2 separate regions of the Homo sapiens genome follow, and region 1 is linked to region 2. The links are chromatin loops, found by intact Hi-C in ENCODE. Cell type or tissue: lower leg skin. All regions are shown on one strand. Links, peaks and the distances in the headings refer to the core of each region. The heading gives the core; the rest is flanking DNA.

Region 1 (9,334 bases), core at 1,534-6,533, 150 kb after region 2:
CTGAGCCTAGCATCGGACCTCAAAGGCGGATGTGAAGGTTGGAGCTGTGGGTTGCATCAGTGGTATTGTGAAATGCATTAATAAGTACATGTTCCTTCTGTGAGCTGAGTCCTCTGTGTGATCCCATGAGGTTTTCAGTGCTGAGCTGTGGGCAAGCCTTCTCAGGTCCCATCCTACTCAAAATATAGCCTGGGGTCGGTGGTGGCAGAAGGCAGGTAAGGATGACTCTGGACTGTGCATTTAGAGCTGCTAGACGGGCAGGTGGATGGATGGATGGGGCAGGTGGACCTCTCTGGGCACAGAGTCACGGAGACCAGAGAAGACCCACCTACACTTTGACGAGGGTCAGGTGGGTTCAGAGAAGGAATTTTGGGGGACTTGTGGGTAAGCCAGGGAATGAATGGACAAGGAAGTACTTATGCCTTTTTTCCTGGGTTTACTGATGGGCCTGAAGTGCAATTTAAGATCTAATTTTAGCCATGTATTTGCGGTCCTCCGTGACTCATGGAAGGCCACTCTAGATGTGCAGATGACTTATATCTTTGAAAATGAGACCAGATCATCTCATCTCTAAGTTCCTCCCAGGTAGCAACTTAAATGTCATTTCCATGACTCCCCATTCAATTAGGTGTCCCCACCATGAGCCCCAACATATGCTGTTTTTTTCAGTCATGGTCATCTCTTTATAGCCAGGCCTTTGAAGGGCCGTTGTAACAGTATGGAAAGAGACATGGTGACGCCGAGAATGGGTTAAATCTGGTTTTGGACAGGCATATCTTCGTGTTTGCTTTTTGTTAACTATCTGTAGCTTTCCTGTTCTCTTATTTATTTCCTTCCTGCCTCTTACACCTGATTCTCCGAGAGCTTCCCTTCCTGCATGCACTGGCCCATCCCATGACCCCCTTGACTCTGATGGAATGCCATCTGGGCAGGGCCTGGGGTGGGCATGGCAGGGGAAGAGGGCACAAGGAAAGGGGCCTCACTTTCATTTCTGAATCATCTTTCCTTGGTGTTTGTTTTCAGGGACCTGACTCTTTCCAAAACAAAAACAAAAACAAAAACCCTCCAGCTGTATATTTAGACACACATATACATCTCTTCCCATTCCTGGCAGAGCTGCTGCCCGGCTGCTGCCTTCTCTGAGCCATGGCCACAGGAGGGATGGCATTTTTAAGCAGGATGAATTGCTGTCGAGCCGCTGCTCTTCTGCACCCGGGGCCATCAATCTTGTCTTGAACGCTGGGCCTGCTGGTCGGCCTGCTCAGGCTCATCTTTCTGGGGCAGACTTATTTACGGAGCCATGGCAAAGGTAATCTCACTCTCCAGCCCCACGGCCCAGGCCTCTCTCAGCCACTCTTAAAAATAGCCCAGGACGAATCAGGAGAGCCAGGGTCCGGTTACTTCCTGCACTCAGGGTCTGATCTCACCTCACCTCCTGCGTCTGGCAGCTCAGCCCTTCTCAGGGGCTGCTGGACAGGCTTGTGGCCCTGCAGGAGGTGGTCAGCCTGTCAGTCCCTCTCTGGCTCAGAGACCAAGTCAGTGGTAGTTTCCCTTAAGGGAAATAGAGAAAGGTGTGGGGCCGGGGGTGGGGGGTATCTTTCCCGGCTATCGTTGCCCAGCCAGTTGGGTGCGAAATCTCAGTCCTGGAAGCAGCAAGTCCATCTGCAGAAGAGGACAGGCTGTTCAAAGGCACAAGGGTGGTCTTGGGCACAGGTCTGGCATCATGGGGCATCCTGTGTTCGGGATGATGACTGGTTTTCCCACCTTGCACCTTCCCTTCTCTTGAGTGGCAAACACTTTTGCTAAGCCCTGGCTGGGAAATGCCCTCTGTCCCCATGCACCATGTCCTTTCCCCACCTGCCCTCCTGAAACCCTTCTGATTGAGGGGAACAAACTGTGCTCCAGTCCTTTCCCCAGCTGCCCTCCTGAAACCTGTCCGATCAAGGGGGATAAACTGTGCTCCAGTCCTTTCCCCACCTGCCCTCCTGAAACCCGTCTGGTCAAGGGGGATAAACTGCGCTCCAGTTTGGCCTTTGGTCCCAGCCGCAGTCATTCCACCGGATGACCCTGGGGAGGCCTCCTCCTGCAGCAGGCCTTGGTTTTTCTCCCAAGGCAATTAGGGTGGGTAATCCTGGCTCCTATCTTACCTCACAAGGATGTGGTGGGATGGATTCATCAGGTTGGGGAAAATGCAGTCTGAAGTGAGTCTGTATCTGAAAAATAAGGCTGTAGCCCTGCTGCCATCTCACACTTGGGCTGGTGAATGTGCTTCAGTGCCTCCGTGATCATGTGCCTGGTGGATGTGCATGTGTGTGCTGGTGTGTGTCAGTGTGTCAGATATGAGCCTGTGTGTGTGCCGTGGGTGCACACACCCACAGAGGGAGTGGTCTCCCTCACAGCTCACTGGCTGTCAACCCCCATCACAGGTCTGCCTCACAGCCTCCCTGCCTCCCGCTTTGCTCTCTTGGTTGTGAAGGCTCTGGGTCCCCTATTCTCTTACAGACTTGATCTTGGAGTCCCTTAAGATCCCTAGAAAGAGGACCAAATGTCAGGTACAGATGAAGAAAGCTAATAGTTTTCCTAGGGTCCAGGGCATTGAAGACCAAGCCTGGCTCCCCTGGCCCCCTCCTCACTTTTCTCCCCTGACTCCACCCCTGCCTTCCCGTTACTTCTTAAAGTTCTCAAAGCTTTCTGTGTTCTTTCTTACCTTCAGGACTTTACACCTACTCTTTATTCCCTTTGCTTGGACTCTTGTCCTTTCCCACCTGTCCCTTCATGGGTACCTCCAAGCTTCCTTTAGGAATAAGCTTCAACTTCCCCTCCCTGATACCAGTCCCCGCCGAGTCCCCACCTAAGCCAGCCATGACACACATCACACCTTCTTGTAGTTGCTTGTTTAATTGTGTGTCTCTGCCACCAGATTCCAAGCTCTGTGAGGACATGACTTTCCTGTCTTACTTGCCCCTGCCTAGTACAGTGCCTGCCACCTAGTTGGAGCTTGGTACATATTTGAATTAACTGTAAATGAATGAATGAGTGAGTAGGAATGACTGATGACGGGTGAGGGAGGACCCAGTGCTCCTGATGCGCTGGTTCATCACATGGACTCACAATGCACGGTTCCATTGTCCATGGGATGCCCCGACTGCCACGTGCTTGATGGGACAGCAGGCTCCTTTGGGTTGCTCAGTCTGTCCTGGAATTCAACAGGAGACCTCATCTGAGCACCTGGTCATGCTCCAAAGAAGCCCTAAAATGCGAGGTCAGCTTTCTGAATACCAACTGCTGGGAAGGAACTCAGAGGGCTCTCAGAAAGCCTCCGGGAGGAGTGAAGTCCCCCCAGTGCAGCTGCCCCGGGCTGGTGGCGTCAGTGGCGGCTTAACTCTCTCATCCATCTCTCCCCATGGTTCCCATATGGGTCAGACTCAGCCTGTTTCCAGCCTCTCCCTTCCCCTGGCCTGTCCCCATCTCCCCCACCAGGTTAGGTCCTGGCCTAGTCCTCAGGGTGAGGGTTGCTTTCCCCAGCTTGTGCCCTGCTGCCTCTGGCTCCCAGGAGAGCTTCCTCTCTCCCGGGGTGCTCCCCGCGGCGGGGCGGCTGGTCTGGAGGAAGCAGCTGGCTGCGACTGACGTCTCCACCTGCTGGCCGTCCTGACCCTTGCTACGTGCAGCTCTCCATCCCTGCCACTGCTGCCGGTACTGTTGCTGCTGCTGCTGCTGCAATATTTTATAACAAACGACCCAGAGACCCTGGTAGGAAGCACGCCCAGGCAGATGACATGGCGTTCTGCTTCTGTCAGGATCTACTCACGTTGGATGCTCCGAATAAGTTTCCCCGGAGAAAAAGTCCGAGGGGGTAGAGAGATAACCCTCTGACTGTGTTGCTGTCCCCCAGGGATCCTTCCATGAAGACTGAGGCAGGCGGAGCTGCTAAGAGCCTGCTGACATGACATCGGCCACAGAGTTTGAAAATGTGGGCAACCAGCCACCTTACAGCAGGATCAATGCCCGCTGGGACGCCCCAGACGACGAGCTGGATAATGACAACAGCTCAGCCAGGCTCTTTGAGAGGTCCCGGATAAAGGCCTTGGCAGGTACTGTTTGGGGCCACAAGGGTTGGAGGGCATTCTCACAGTCACAAGGTTCACAGCCCTCCCCACCTAGTGTGAATCCTCTGTGTGTGTTGGGTGAGCCCTGGCATGGCAGTGATGGAGACGTGTTTGTCGGGCTCAGGGAGGTGGGGGTCCCCTTGGGAGGGAGCTCAGGCAGCCTCTGCCCCCAAGGCCTCTGAGAAGCAAGGAGGTGCTGGAGCTGGGACCAGGTGGGGCCTGCCCTCTGCCTCTGTCCTGAGTGACCTGCGGCCAAGTGAGAAGTACGAGAGTCTGGGCAAAGCAGTGTCTGAGGGCTGGACAGCCGGGCGCAGGTTCACAGGGCCTCCTGGTTAACCCCGATTTCCTGCCTGGGCCTAGAGAGAGGAATTACCATAGTCCTCTCTGTAGTCCCAAAAGGAGTGATTGGATAGGAAATCGAGAACAGATAACATCCTCCCCACTGCCTCAGGAAGGATTTTCTTGATGAAACCTTTCATCCTTAAACTGGAATTAGATTTTTGCTTAGCAGGTTCATAATAGATCTCTCTGTGTGTGTGTGTGTGTGTGTGTGTGTGAGAGAGAGAGAGAGAGAGAGAGAAGGTGGGGGTGGAGAATATCTTAAATCTCTAGTAGAAATGACTTCTCCTCCCCCTGTTGGCTGATATCTGATTCTTGGGATTTTTTTTTTTTCCCCAACTCCTGTGACTATTGCCTCCCTGAACTTGACCCAGGGTAAGTATATTCCGACCTTAAGTCTTCGGCCAATAAGAAAGTTTGAGTTACATGGGGTTGTGTGTGTATGTGTGGAAGGTGGGTTCCTTCACCTGATCCACCAGTCAGCAGCCCACACTGGACCTGTTTCCCTATCATTGACTGTTGCCGTCTTCCACCTCCTAAGAAGAGTACAACCTTCCCCATAAACACTTTCTGGAGTGATTCTCCCGCTGCCCCCATACCTTATGGCCCAAATTGAAGGTTGTAGTAATCCTCTTCCCCACTCCCTCCCTGTACTCAGCTCCCAGATACCACAGTCCCTGGCAGACCTTGAAGCCTGAGCAGGGCCCTGGACCCCTCTGGGACCATAATGACCTCACATCTTGGGAGTGTCTGGGCTTCTCATGCCGGGAAAGGAATGCTGCGGTGTCTCATCTCCCTTGTCATGACAAGGAATCCACTTGGGTCTCAGTCATTACCCCTGGTGTCCTTGCTCTTTACAGGAAACTCTCTTTCTTCTTTCTTTATCTCCTTCTCACCCTCCTTGACCCCACAAAATTCTCCCTTGGTTTCCCTTGGGGACGGACCATAACGGTGACCCATTGCTTTTGTGTATGTTAATTTAAGCCAACCAAACTTGGAACCATTGGCTTTGTCGTCAGTCTGGTTTTACCTTCTTATATCTCTGTGCTGGCTGGATCTAGCTGCAATGACCCTGGCGATCCAGGTGGAGGGAGAGGGGTACCATATTCCGTAAGATTTGCCAAAGCAAGGTAAGAGTGGGGACTGGCCTTTGTGCAGAGATTCTTTTATCTTTTTTAAGAAACCAAGGTAAATTCTATTTTAACAGTTGCTTGTTGTACTCCTACTATGTTTAAAGCTAAACCCCTGGCCAACCATGAAAGGGGAGAGGGGAACCACAGAGATGAATTCAGTATAGTGTCTGTCTCTCAGGAGTTCAAAATCTATTAGGGAAAAATGAACTATGTTCACAATTAATTAGCATGAGTGGAATTAGAGAAGAACTGTAGGATGGGCACATAAATTAAACAGCAATGAGAGAGCCAAGGAAGAGATGCAAGGAAAATCGGGGAACAGTTCATGGAGGAGGCAGCCTTTGAGCTGGGAATTGAAGGGTGTGTGTGATTCTGGCAGGCAGAAGGGCCCCGGGTTTCTCCAGTTGGCCTGTGTGTGTTGTCACCACGTCTGATGAGCTGCTTGGGAAGTTGGTGGAGACAGGTTAATGAGCCGAGCACAAAGCCGGGCGTGGTAGCTCATGCCTATAATCCCAGCACTTTGGGATCCTGAGGTAAGTGTATGGCTTGAGACCAGGAGTTCAAGACCAGCCTGGCCAAGAGGGCGAAACTCCATCTCTACTAAAATCCAAAAAAAAAAGAAATAGCTGGGCGTGGTGGTGCATGCCTGTAATCCCAGCTACTCAAGAAGCTGAGGCACGAGAATTGCTTGAACCCGGGAGGCGGAGGTTGCAGTGACCCAAGATCACGCCACTGCACTCCAACCTGGGTGACAGAGCAAGACTCTGTGTTTAGTGGTCAGTCCTAGGTTGATCAGGAAAGAGCCTTTGCTGACCTTGGCTGTGCCTAGTTGAGCCTCCTCCTCACCAGGAGCATGCATCTGACTTACCAGAGAATCTGAATGCCCCCCAGGGAGAGGAAAAGCCACAGAGCATAGAATTGTATGCCTGGGCCTTAACTATTCAGAACATCTGGCCAACAAGTAAATATGCAAGTTTGAGGTCCTTTCAAGATTTTCAAGAACAAACAACCTAAGTGGTTTACTGGCTTCCTTCTCCTGAGAGTCCACTCTAAGTGACCTGGGCTTGAGCTAAAGCTTTGGAAAGGTCTAAATAGGGTGGCCAGATGTGCCCATTCTGCTGGGTAGGCAGAATGGAGAAAGGGAGCATGTCAGCCTTCCTAGTCTCAACGTCTTGACTTTTTTTCCCTTCAGTACTGTTGTTGGGGCCACCTTAGCAGCCTAGGCAGGGGTGTCTTTCAAAAGAAACATTAGGGAGAAGGAGCTCTCAGCCACTCTCCCACTCACAGGAATATTAAGGCAAGGAGGGGATTCAGCCCTGAGTTGCTTATAAGATAGCAGTGATCTACTTCATAGGTATATGTGGCAAGGTTGGGGAGACTGGCCTGGCGTCTTCTTCTGAAACTGAAGGTCCTGGGGTGAGGAGGAACATGTCACAAGATCCAGATTCAAGTCCTGATTCTGCCTCTAATGCCACCGCAGTGGAGGATCACTGACTCCTTTTCCATTTTTATAAAATGGGGATGATAGTATTTTCTCAAGGTTGTTGTGAAGAGCAAATAAGATAAAGTTTACGGAAGTTTTTATTTATAATAAAATGCTAGGTGAATGTTAGATAATGTTAGTACTAAGAAAATTTCCCATCGGTGTTTTCTGTCCTTTCTCTTTTCCCAACTTCAGACATTCAAGATCATGAGCTTGGTCTTTTTCCTTGCCTGTTGTACCTTGGCCTGTTCCAGGACCTGTTTCTTCCTTCTTAACCCCCACCCTCCTTTGCCTTGGAAGTTCTGAGTTGGAAGGAAAAGCCAGGGACCAAGGAAACCAGGCTAATGTTTGTGCTTGGAGCTCTGGGCTCTTTCCCCTTCCCCCAGACCTGATGCCCATGAGATGAAGCCCCATGCCATGCAGGTCTCTCTCTCTCCATAAGACTATCCAGTCCACGACCCTGGCTGTGTCTCCGCCATCTGGCTGGGTGACATGGGAGGCCCAAGAAACGTAAGGATGATGGGTCTTGTCAAATGCTTTTCCAGATGAGACAGTTTCTCTAGGTCCATCTCCATTTAATGACCTATGGTTGGAAGACCTGAATTGGGGTGACTGGATGTGATCTTTTCTGCTTCTTAAGTAAAATTCCTCTCAACTCCAAAGGAAATACTCCCTGTTCTGCCTTTCATACCACTCCCAGGTCTTCCTTCCTGGACCTAAAGAAACAAGCCATCTGGCTCATCTGTCCTAGTACATAAAAACCTGACCTCTCTCCAGAATGAATGACTTTCTTTATGAAACTGGGAGTCAGCCTAACTAAAGTGAAAAGGAAGAAGGGTAGGAAAATGTTGCAGAAGGCTCCTGTAAGGGGGTGGATTTGACCTTGGCAATGCCAAGGGGAGGGCTGGGATCCCAGCAGGAATATTTGCCCTGTAGATCCCTGAGCAGATTTTAGCGTTTTAACATCAGTCTCTAAGCTGGCCGCCTGTCATGAGGTTAAGTAGCAGGTAGCCCTGAGGCTTCTTCCTGGACTGGAGACCATGCTTCTCTCTTTTGATGACTGCCTCTGGCACCTTCCTACTTTCTGGACCTGTTTTCAGGGATTACAGGAAGAGCAGCAGCTGAAAAGCCCAAGTTCCTATCCTTCCAAAAGGTTCCAGCCTTCATGTTTCAATAGAAAGGCTCCCCCCATCTCCTAGAGTCCCCCTAATTGTCACACAGCCCCATTTCTTCTCCTTCCCCTTTTCATACTGGGAGCTGCCAGATGAGCATTTGTGGCCGTCTGGATGAAGAATGAAACACTGCAGGCTGCAGGGAACTTACCAGTCAGAATGCCCATCCTCTGTCTCCCTCTCCTCACCCCAGAGGAGGCATCTGCCTGCCTGCACACTCCTCCCCTTCCCTGCACCTGGGTACAGACTCCAGTGACTCCAGTGAGGATGCTGCCTCAGGGTAGATGTGGCCCAGAAGGGAGAGCAGGGAGTGGAGGAACCCCACAGAAAGATGCCCCAAAAAGAGAAGCCCTGTGCATGAGCCTCATTCCCCTTTCTCTCTTCCCTCCCCTCCCTCCTTCCACTCCCCTGCCTTACCCATGCACACAGCTTGGCATCCGGCATCCCATGTGCCGCCCGCTGCGTGTTTTACAGCTCCTCGGCTCACAGAGGCATCTCGCAGTGCAGGGAGCAGTCCGGAGCCTCCTGCGAAGGGCCTGTGGGAAAGAGATGGCCTTCACGTTCTTTCTCAGTCTTCCTCCTGTTCTTTGGCCTGTGGAGCAATCACCAAAGGATAGACTAAATAGGGCCTCTCATTTTAAAACCAGGTGCACAGAATTGTGTTGCCCACTCAGGTTTTGCCTTTGCATTCAAATCCAAGTGGTGCTGCAAGCTAGAGATGACCTTCCTTCCTGCATTGTCTCTTTGTAGCCTTCTTTCTGGAAGTGAGATGAGGCTGAGGGGTGAGGTTGGTTGAGGACAATTCCAAGACTGCTGTGGGACAGCAGGTGCACTACAGCCTGTGTCCCTGCACTCTGAAGCACATAGTTGCTGCCACTCTGAGCCTTAACTGTCTTCAGGACCCACTGCATGCAGGTCCCGAGGTTAAGTTCTGTGGCTGGCAGACATTCCTCGGATGCTGCTGCTCCCCGCCCACCTCCTTGGCTGCCAGGAACTCCCCAGGGAGGGTGGTACAGACCTCTTCCTGACTCTGCTGCTGAAGGGCCCTGAGAGTGTCCTCAGGACATGTTTGGCCTCTCCCTCAGGCCCCTTTTCCCTTAT
Region 2 (8,839 bases), core at 2,113-7,112:
TCTCAAAGTCAAGGTGGCCTAGAGAACCCCATTCACCTCTCTGGCCCCTTCCCTTGCACTCTCCAGCTTGCTCACTGCCTTGACACTGGCCTCCCTGCTGTTCTGTGTACACCTCTCCTGCTGCAGCCTCAGAGCACTGATGCTTGTGTTGCCTCTCCCTGCAGAGCTCCGCCCCAGACATAGACACGGATTGCCCTCCCTTCTTATAGTTTTTACTCAAATTCTTTTTTTCTTTTTCTTTTTTTTATAATTTATTTTTTCTAAAAATTTTTATAGTGATGAGGTCTTCCTGTGTTCCCCGCGCTGGTCTCGAACTGCTAGAATCAAGCAGTCCTCCCACATCAGCCTCCCAAAGTGCTGGGATTACAGGCATGAGCCACCATGCCTGGCCCAAATTCTTTAATCTAACCCCAATTTCCCTTTTCTTGAGATCTTTCCTTCCTCCCCATGTAAAATGGGAGTGCCACCCCCTTTGGTAATAGCTTAATCTCACTCCCCTGCTTTATTTTTCTCATCACTAGATCAGAGACTTTATATTTTGTGTATTGATTTGTTTACTATCTGTCTTTCTCCACCAAAATGTAAGCTTTATGGGGCAGGGATTTTTTTTTTTTTTTTGGTCTGTTTTATTCATTGCTGTACTCCCTGACATAATAGACACTGAATAAGTTAAATGGTTCAAATGATTTCCAGTCATTGTAATGAACATTTGAGTGCTTGTTTGTGTAACATAATTGTAGATGATAATGACAATGAACATAATACTAGCCTTATCTTTCAAGAGCTCACTATCTAATAACTACAGAGACCATGTAAATAAAAATGAGTATAAAATAAAAGTATAAATATAAATAAATCTATTAAGTAGAAAAGATTAAAAATGAAAAATATATATAAATGATAAAAACATAAAATAAGACATAATACATATACACAGAATATATTCCCCAAGAATGTATTCTCTTACAGTGGGAATGTAGCTGAAGGAGTAATTCATTCTAATCTATTTAATGAAGATGGCCTTTTATGTATAATATTTGTGTTTAGTAACATTTGTAAGAGACTAGTCTGAAGTAATCATTTTTTAATAATTATATCGAAATTTAGAAATTGTGAAATGTATTTTAAAATGTTCTGTATTACACAAAATGGAATATAAAATGTTTCCAATCATAAAAAACAAAAGAATAGCTTTCTAAATGCAGTACAATGATTTCATGGCACAAAGAACAGCTGTGAGCTTCTCAGAAATCAATAAATCATCAATACTACATGGCTGCATTATTTTATTGTGTTGTATGTTGATATGAAATAAATTACATTATATATTATTAATCATTACATATACTCTATTACTGAAAACCTGTGCAAAAGTATTGACTCACAGTCCTGTTTTGGGTTTATCATGGTGAATATTTTACCAGCAGATACAAAATGGAAGCCAACTAAACAACATTGTTCACCTTGAAAACTCTAAGAAATGATTTTTTATTTGGCTGGGTGTGGTGGCGCATGCCTGTAATCCCAGCACTTTGGGAGGCCGAGGCGGGTGGATCACGAGGTCAAGAGATCGAGACTATCCTGGCTAACATGGTGAAACCCTGTCTCTACTAAAAATACAAAAATTAGCTGGGCATGTTGGTGTGCTCCTGTAGTCCCAGCTACTCCGGAGGCTGAGGCAGGAGAATCACTTGCACCTGGGAGGTGGAGGTTGCAGTGAGCCAAAATCACACCACTGCACTCCAGCCTGGTGACAGAGCAAGAGTCTGTCTAAAAAAAAAAAAAAGTTTTTTTTAAACTGTTGAGAGGCAATGCCAGAGGTGTACACTGTAAGGCATACCAGTGACTCTCAAGCCTGGCTGTGCACTGGGATCATTGGTGGAGCCTTCGAAAATCCAGATTCTCCCAGGCACCAGCCCAACCAACTAAATCAGAATCTGTGGGGCTGGGGCCCAGGCACATGCATTTTGTCAAAGCTCCACAAGTGATGCTGACTCACAGCTAGGGTTGGAGCCACTTTGAAGCTTCTTTGTATGTGGTAGAAACATGAGCTGTCCACCAGAGACTGGCTCCCCTTCCACAGGGAGAGTTGCAGCTGGGAAGTGGCTGCTCAGCAGTCTCCTTTGCATTTAGGCAGAGGCTTGTGAGTGGGTGCTGGCCAATAAAAAGTGGAAGATGTGATATCCACTACACCTAGACCTGACCCTTTAAAACCTTTCATGCGATCCTCTATTTGCTCGCTTCCCCTCTCTGCCAGGTGAAAGTCAATGCCTGGGGTAGCCCTCCATTGTGCGGAAAAGCAAGAGAGATCAGATTGTTACTGTGTCTGTGTAGAAATAAGTAGACATAGGAGACTCCATTTTGTTATGTACTAAGAAAAATTCTTCTGCCTTGAGATTCTGTTAATCTATAACCTTACCCCCAACCCCGTGCTCTCTGAAACATGTGCTGTGTCAACTCAGAGTTAAATGGATTAAGGGTGGTGCAAGATGTGCTTTGTTAAACAGATGCTTGAAGGCAGCATGCTCCTTAAGAGTCATCACCACTCCCTAATCTCAAGTACCCAGGGACACAAACACTGCGGAAGGCCGCAGGGACCTCTGCATAGGAAAGCCAGGTATTGTCCAAGGTTTCTCCCCATGTGATAGTCTGAAATATGGCCTCGTGGGAAGGGAAAGACCTGACCGTCCCCCAGCCCGACACCCGTAAAGGGTCTGTGCTGAGGAGGATTAGTAAAAGAGGAAGGAATGCCTCTTGCAGTTGAGACAAGAGGAAGGCATCTGTCTCCTGCCTGTCCCTGGGCAATGGAATGTCTCGGTATAAAACCCGATTGTATGCTCCATCTACTGAGATAGGGAAAAACCGCCTTAGGGCTGGAGGTGGGACCTGCGGGCAGCAATACTGCTTTGTAAAGCATTGAGATATTTATGTGTATGCATATCTAAAAGCACAGCACTTAATCCTTTACATTGTCTATGATGCAAAGACCTTTGTTCACGTGTTTGTCTGCTGACCCTCTCCCCACAATTGTCTTGTGACCCTGACACATCCCCCTCTTCGAGAAACACCCACAGATGATCAATAAATACTAAGGGAACTCAGAGGCTGGCGGGATCCTCCATATGCTGAACGCTGGTTCCCCGGGTCCCCTTATTTCTTTCTCTATACTTTGTCTCTGTGTCTTTTTCTTTTCCAAATCTCTCGTCCCACCTTACGAGAAACACCCACAGGTGTGTAGGGGCAACCCACCCCTACACTCCATAATCAAAAGAACGTCATGCCACATGTTCTAGAAGTTAAAAACCTCAATTAACAAAGAGGTCTCTTTCAGTGTTTCACTCCACTGGACAAACGGTATCCCTTTGTAGATTCAAAATAATTTTCTGGACAGATTTAGTGACATCTTTCCAATGTATATTATTACTACTCCTTTCAAACAATCTTTTTCAAGTCTGCTAATTTAGAACTACAGGGTCAACTCTCCCCTGTCCTGTTGACAGAGCCCTTCTTCCCCTGCTGTCTACAAGGCAGTCTTAGAGGGGTCTTAAGTGTATAGTTAGGTAAAAAAGGAGACCCTATAAGTCCTGATATGTGAGAGACCTGGGGTATGGCGTCTCTTTGTCTTTGGTTGGCAGGCACTCTCTCTGATCCTTCCTGCAAGGCAGATCTTATAAAGAACAATGTCGGCCGGGCGCGGTGGCTCACGCCTGTAATCCCAGCACTTTGGGAGGCTGAGGCGGGCGGATCACAAGGTCAGGAGATCGAGACCATCCTGGCTAACAGGGTGAAACCCCGTCTCTACTAAAAATACAAAAAAATTAGCCGGACATGGTGGCGGACGCCTGTAGTTCCAGCTACTCAGGAGGCTGAGGCAGGAGAATGGTGTGAACCCGAGAGGCGGAACTTGCAGTGAGCTGAGATCGCACCACTGCACTCCAGCCTGGGTGACAGAGTGAGACTCCGTCTCAAAAAAAAAAAAAAAGAGATTAGGACATTGATAGGCACAGGTGGAACACCATGTGAACGTGAAGACAGCCATCTACAGCCAAGGAGATCCCTCATGAGAAACCAACCCTGCTGACACCTTCATCTCATACTTCTGACTGCCACAATTGTGGGAAATAAATTCCTGGTGTTTTTGTGTGTGTTTTTGTTTGTTTGTTTGTTTTAAGACGGAGTCTTGTTCTGTTGCCCAGGCTGGAGTGCAATGGCGTGATCTTGGCTCACTGCAACCTCCGCCTCCTGGGCTCAAGCGATTCTCCTGTCTCATCCTTCCAAGTAGCTGGGATTACAGGCATGGGCCACCATGCCTGGCTAATTTTTGTATTTTTAGTAGAGACGGGGTTTCACCATGTTGGCCAGGCTGGTCTCGAACTCTTGACCTCATGACCTGCCCGCCTTGGGCTCCCTAAGTGCTGGGATTACAGGCGTGAGCCACCACGCCCAGCCAAATTCCTGTTGTTTAAGCCACCCAGTCTCTGGTACTTTGTTATGGCATCCCTAGAAAACTGATGCAGTCATGAAGGTGGTGGCCAGGACACTAAGGACAACCTGAAATGGTACTGTGGGTCATTTTGTGTCAACATCAATTACCATCAGAATTGTTTCCTGTGGTTCCCAGCCCTCAAATGCACGTGTCTCTGATAATTTGCCTCCTCCCCTCTTTCCTTGTCATTTGAGTATCTTTCCTCCATTCTCTATTTAGTCAGGGGAAAACAAAGAAAAAGCATGTGAATGGAGGACAGTACTGAGACCGTGGTAGAGGGGATGTGTCCTGTTTCTTTCAATCACGAGGTAAGGAGGAAATCCTTCTGCACCGCGGGCACATCACTAACAGTCCCCCAGAGTAGGAAACACAGGGTAAGTCTAGAAGAGGCGGGTGTTTCACTAACGGGGAGCCCCATGGTCCAGCCGCGTTGAGTCTTGGTGATGGACTGCCTATTGGTGCAACTCTCCAGCTGTTCAGCTGTTGCTATGGCAGGTCCCACAGTGGTGCCTTTGGGTGCATGCTCAGTGTGGCTGGGGTGGGGATGGGGTGGATGGGGGCAGGCACTTGTCTCCCTGGTTGAAGAATCAGTATCACATAATTGAGAGACTGATTCTAGGAGGATTCTAGTGGAAAAGATGTTCAGCAACCATTCCTCAGATGTCTCCCAGTTCTACTGAAATGTGCCCCAGTCCAAGTTGACCACAAATGGGGAGGATGCCAAAATGTTCCACTGAGTGACTGAGGTAAGGGGATGGAATTTAGGTATTTCATTTACAAAGACCGGGTTAAAGTGAACTTTGTTGTCTCCACTAGTCTATATGTTTTTTTTTTTTATTTTTTTTTGAGACAGAATCTCATTCTGTCGCCCAGGCTGGAGTGCAGTGGTGCAATCTCAGCTCACTACAACCTCTGCTTCCTGGGTTCAAGGGATTCTCCTGCCTCAGCCTCCGGAGTAGCTGGGATTACAGGCGTGCGCCACCATGCTGGCGAATTTTTGTATCTTTAGTAGAGATGGAGTTTTGCCATGTTGGCCAGGCTGTTCTTGGACTCCTGACCTCAGGTAAGCCACCCACCTTGGCTTCCCAAAGTGCTGGCATGAGCTACCGCGCCTGGCCATCTATATGATTCTTTTGCTAACATTGTCCCAAAATCTTAGGTCCTCCATCTCACAAAACACACACACAGACATATAGACACACACACACATAGACACACAGAGAGATCTGTATGATGGCTCTGAAAGTGGCTGAACACAGATGAGGATGAGGATGAATATTTGAAGCTTGGGTTTTGGTTTCTAAACTATTCCCCATCTCTTTTTTTTTTTTTTTTTTTTTTTTTGAGACAGTCTTGCTTGCTCTGTTGCCCAGGCTGGAGTGCAGTGGTGTGATCTCAGCTCACTGCAATCTCCACCTCCCAGGTTCAAGTGAGTCTCCTGCCTCAGCCTCCTGAGTAGCTGGGATTACAGGCACGTGCCACCACGCCCAGCTAATTTTTGTATTTTTAGTACAGACAGGGTTCCATGTTGGTCAGGCTGGTCTCGAACTCCTGACCTTGTGATCTGCCCACCTTGGCCTTTCAAAGTGCTGGGATTATAGGCGTGAGCCACCGCGCCCGGCCTTTTCTTTTCTTTTTTTTTTGAGACAGAGTCTTGCTCCGTCGCCCAGGCTGGAGTGCAGTGGCACGATCTCGGCTCACTGCAACCTCCACTTCCTGGGTTCAAGCGATTCTCCTGGCTCAGCCTCCCGAGTAGCTGGGATAACAGGCGCCCACCACTAGGCCTGGCTAATTTTTGTATTTCCAGTAGAGATGGGGTTTCACCATGTTGGCCAGGCTGGTCTCAAACTCCTGACCTCAGGTGATCCATCTACCTTGGCCTCCCAAAGTGCTGGGATTACAGGCATGAACCACCTCGCCTGGTCTTTTTTTTTTTCTAAAGCAATGTAAGCTACTGAATTTGAGGTCAGTCCAGTATGACTACATACACTCCTTTTTTTTTTTTTTTTTTTTTTTTTTTTTGAGACAGAGTTTCACTCTTGTCGCCCAGGTTGGAGTGCAATGGCAGGATCTTGGCTCACTGCAACCTTTGCTTCCCGGGTTCAAGCGATTCTCCTGCCTCAGCCTCCGGAGTAGCTGGGATTACAGGCGTGCGCCACCATGCCCAGCTAATTTTTGCATTATTAGTGGAGATGGGGTTTTACCCTGTTGGCCAGGCTGGTCTCGAACTCCTGACCTCAGGTGATCTGACCACCTCGGCCTCCCAAAGTGCTGGGATTACAGGGGTTAGCCACCGCGCCCAGCCATTTTTTTTTTTTTCTAAAGCAATGTAAGCTACTGAATTTGAGGTCAGTCCAGTATGACTACATATGCTCAATTTTTTATGAGTATGAACATTTATTTCTCTGGATTCCTTCAGCAAACCTCATTCCCTTTCCTGTCTTGCCTAGGGAAAGCCATTTCTTTCAAAATGAAGTGAGGAATCCACGTCAGCTTGCATTTTCTTTCCTGTTTTCTCAGACAGAAGCAAGCAGAGAGCCACTAAAGGTCCCAGTGAGGAGGCCTGCAGAGAGCTATTTACCATTACAGTGCCGATCAATGGGAAGGCAGCTGCGGTGCCCAAAGGGGGTCAGGCTGGGTTGGATCTGCGCTCGGTACTCTGGTGGTCGTGGGAGGAAAATCACAGCAGGTTGGGCCTCGGTTCCTAGAAAACATCCCTGGCCATATTCATCTGTGGGATATTCTTACCACCCGGGATGCACAGGGGAAACATTACAGGGTGTTTTCTGCACCTCTGCTTTATTGAGTGCTGGGTCAAGTGTTATGCTGTCCTTTCTTTTTTTTTCTTTTTTCTGACGGAGTCTCGCTCTGTCACCCATGCTGGAGTGCAGTGGCGTGATCTCGGCTTACTGCAAGCTCCGCCTCCCGGGTTCACGCCATTCTCCTGCCTCAGCCTCCCAAGTAGCTGGGACTACAGGCGCCCGCCACCACGCCGGGCTAATTTTTTGTATTTTTAGTAGAGACGGGGTTTCACCATGTTAGCCAGGATGGTCTCCTGACCTCGTGATCCGCCCGCCTCGGCCTCCCAAAGTGCTGGGATTACAGGCGTGAGCTACCGCGACGGCCTGTCCTTTCCATGCATTATCTTATTTCATCTTTCCAGCAATCCTGTAAGGTAGTCACTCTAAATATCCTATTTTGAGATGAGGAAACTGAGTCACAGGGGGGTTCAGTAATGTGCTCAAGATTGCACAGCTGGTGAGTGGTGACACTGGGACTGGAACCCAAGTGTGCCTTACTCCAGAGCCCTTGGCATGCACCTGAAACCCCATGTAAGCCCACTGTGGAGACGCGCACCTCGAAATAATGGAATCCACTACATCAGTTCCTTTAGCTTTCTGTGTAATCAGAGTAGCTAGCAGGCTCGGGATTTCGCCCCCCGGCTTTTTTTTTTTTTTTTTTTTGAGACAGAGTTTTGCTCTTGTTGCCCAGGCTGGAGTGCAATGGCGCAATCTCGGCTCACCGCAACCTTCGCCTCTCAGGTTCAAGCAATTCTCCTGCCTCAGCCTCCCGAGTAGCTGGGATTACAGGCACCGGCCACCACGCCCAGCTAATTTTTTTATATTTTTAGTAGAGATGGGGTTTCACCATGTTGGCCAGGCTGGTCTTGAACTTTTCCCCTCTTATTATAATTCAGACACTTAACCTGAAATATACCTTTTCAAATGAAGTAAATGGGCTTACCACTTTCCTTGACCTACTATTGAAAAATACATTCTCCATCCAATATTCAGCCTGAAAACAGGTATGTACATATATACTTTTCATTGCTTTTTTTTTTTTTTTTTTGAGACAAGGTCTCCCTCTGTTGCGCAGGCTGGAGTGCAGTGTCATGATCTCGGCTCACTGCAGCCTTCCCCTAATGGGTTCAAGCAATCCTCCCACCTCAGCCTCTCAAGCCTGGGATTACAGGCGAGCCACCGTGCCCAGCTAATTTTTTTTTATTTTTAGTAGAGACTGGGTTTCACTACATTGGCCAGGCTGGTCTCCAGCTCCTGACCTCAAAGTGATCTGCCCGCCTCAGCCTCCCAAAGTACTGGGATTACAGGCATGAGCCAACGCGCCTAGCCTTTCATTGCTTTTTAAAGACCTAATAGGCTAGACTTTGCTCTCCCTCAATACTCGTTGGTAGGGATAGGCAATTTTCTCAACTCCGGAGAGCATTCATTTGCCTCTCTCCGGTGCTAACACATTCAGTGGTAGGAAACTGGATCTTGAACAAGGGCCATTCATTCTTTGGTGCCACTGGCTATACCACAGAGAAATTTAGGGGTCTGAAACAATACATTGGTC

What was found. A loop is a pair of places that touch in the nucleus more often than their neighbours do. Peaks named below come from ENCODE experiments on the same cell type or tissue, not always from the same donor. Only the 100,000 strongest peaks of a DNase experiment are listed, where the experiment ranks them.
Region 1: a loop joins it to region 2, with 2.5 times the contacts of the local background. A loop is called at or near these places in 65 of 110 quality-filtered maps.

The regions. Positions count from the first base shown.
Region 1 is chr14:64,817,704-64,827,037 of GRCh38, reverse strand. It overlaps SPTB (spectrin beta, erythrocytic), which reads left to right. Exons shown (of 36, transcript NM_001355436.2): 2 at 3,893-4,091. The coding sequence starts at 3,944. Among named protein-coding and RNA genes, the nearest start is that of MIR7855, 37 kb to the right of the region's middle. In lower leg skin, for the core only: a CTCF peak has its summit at 3,602 (motif pointing left); DNase peaks (open chromatin) are centred at 3,617, 4,127 and 4,267.
Region 2 is chr14:64,973,005-64,981,843 of GRCh38, reverse strand. All of the region lies in intron 3 of CHURC1-FNTB (CHURC1-FNTB readthrough), which reads right to left. Among named protein-coding and RNA genes, the nearest start is that of RAB15, 5.1 kb to the right of the region's middle. RefSeq lists enhancers at 1-321, 6,394-7,171. In lower leg skin, for the core only: no CTCF peak of the experiment used is centred there; a DNase peak (open chromatin) is centred at 4,953.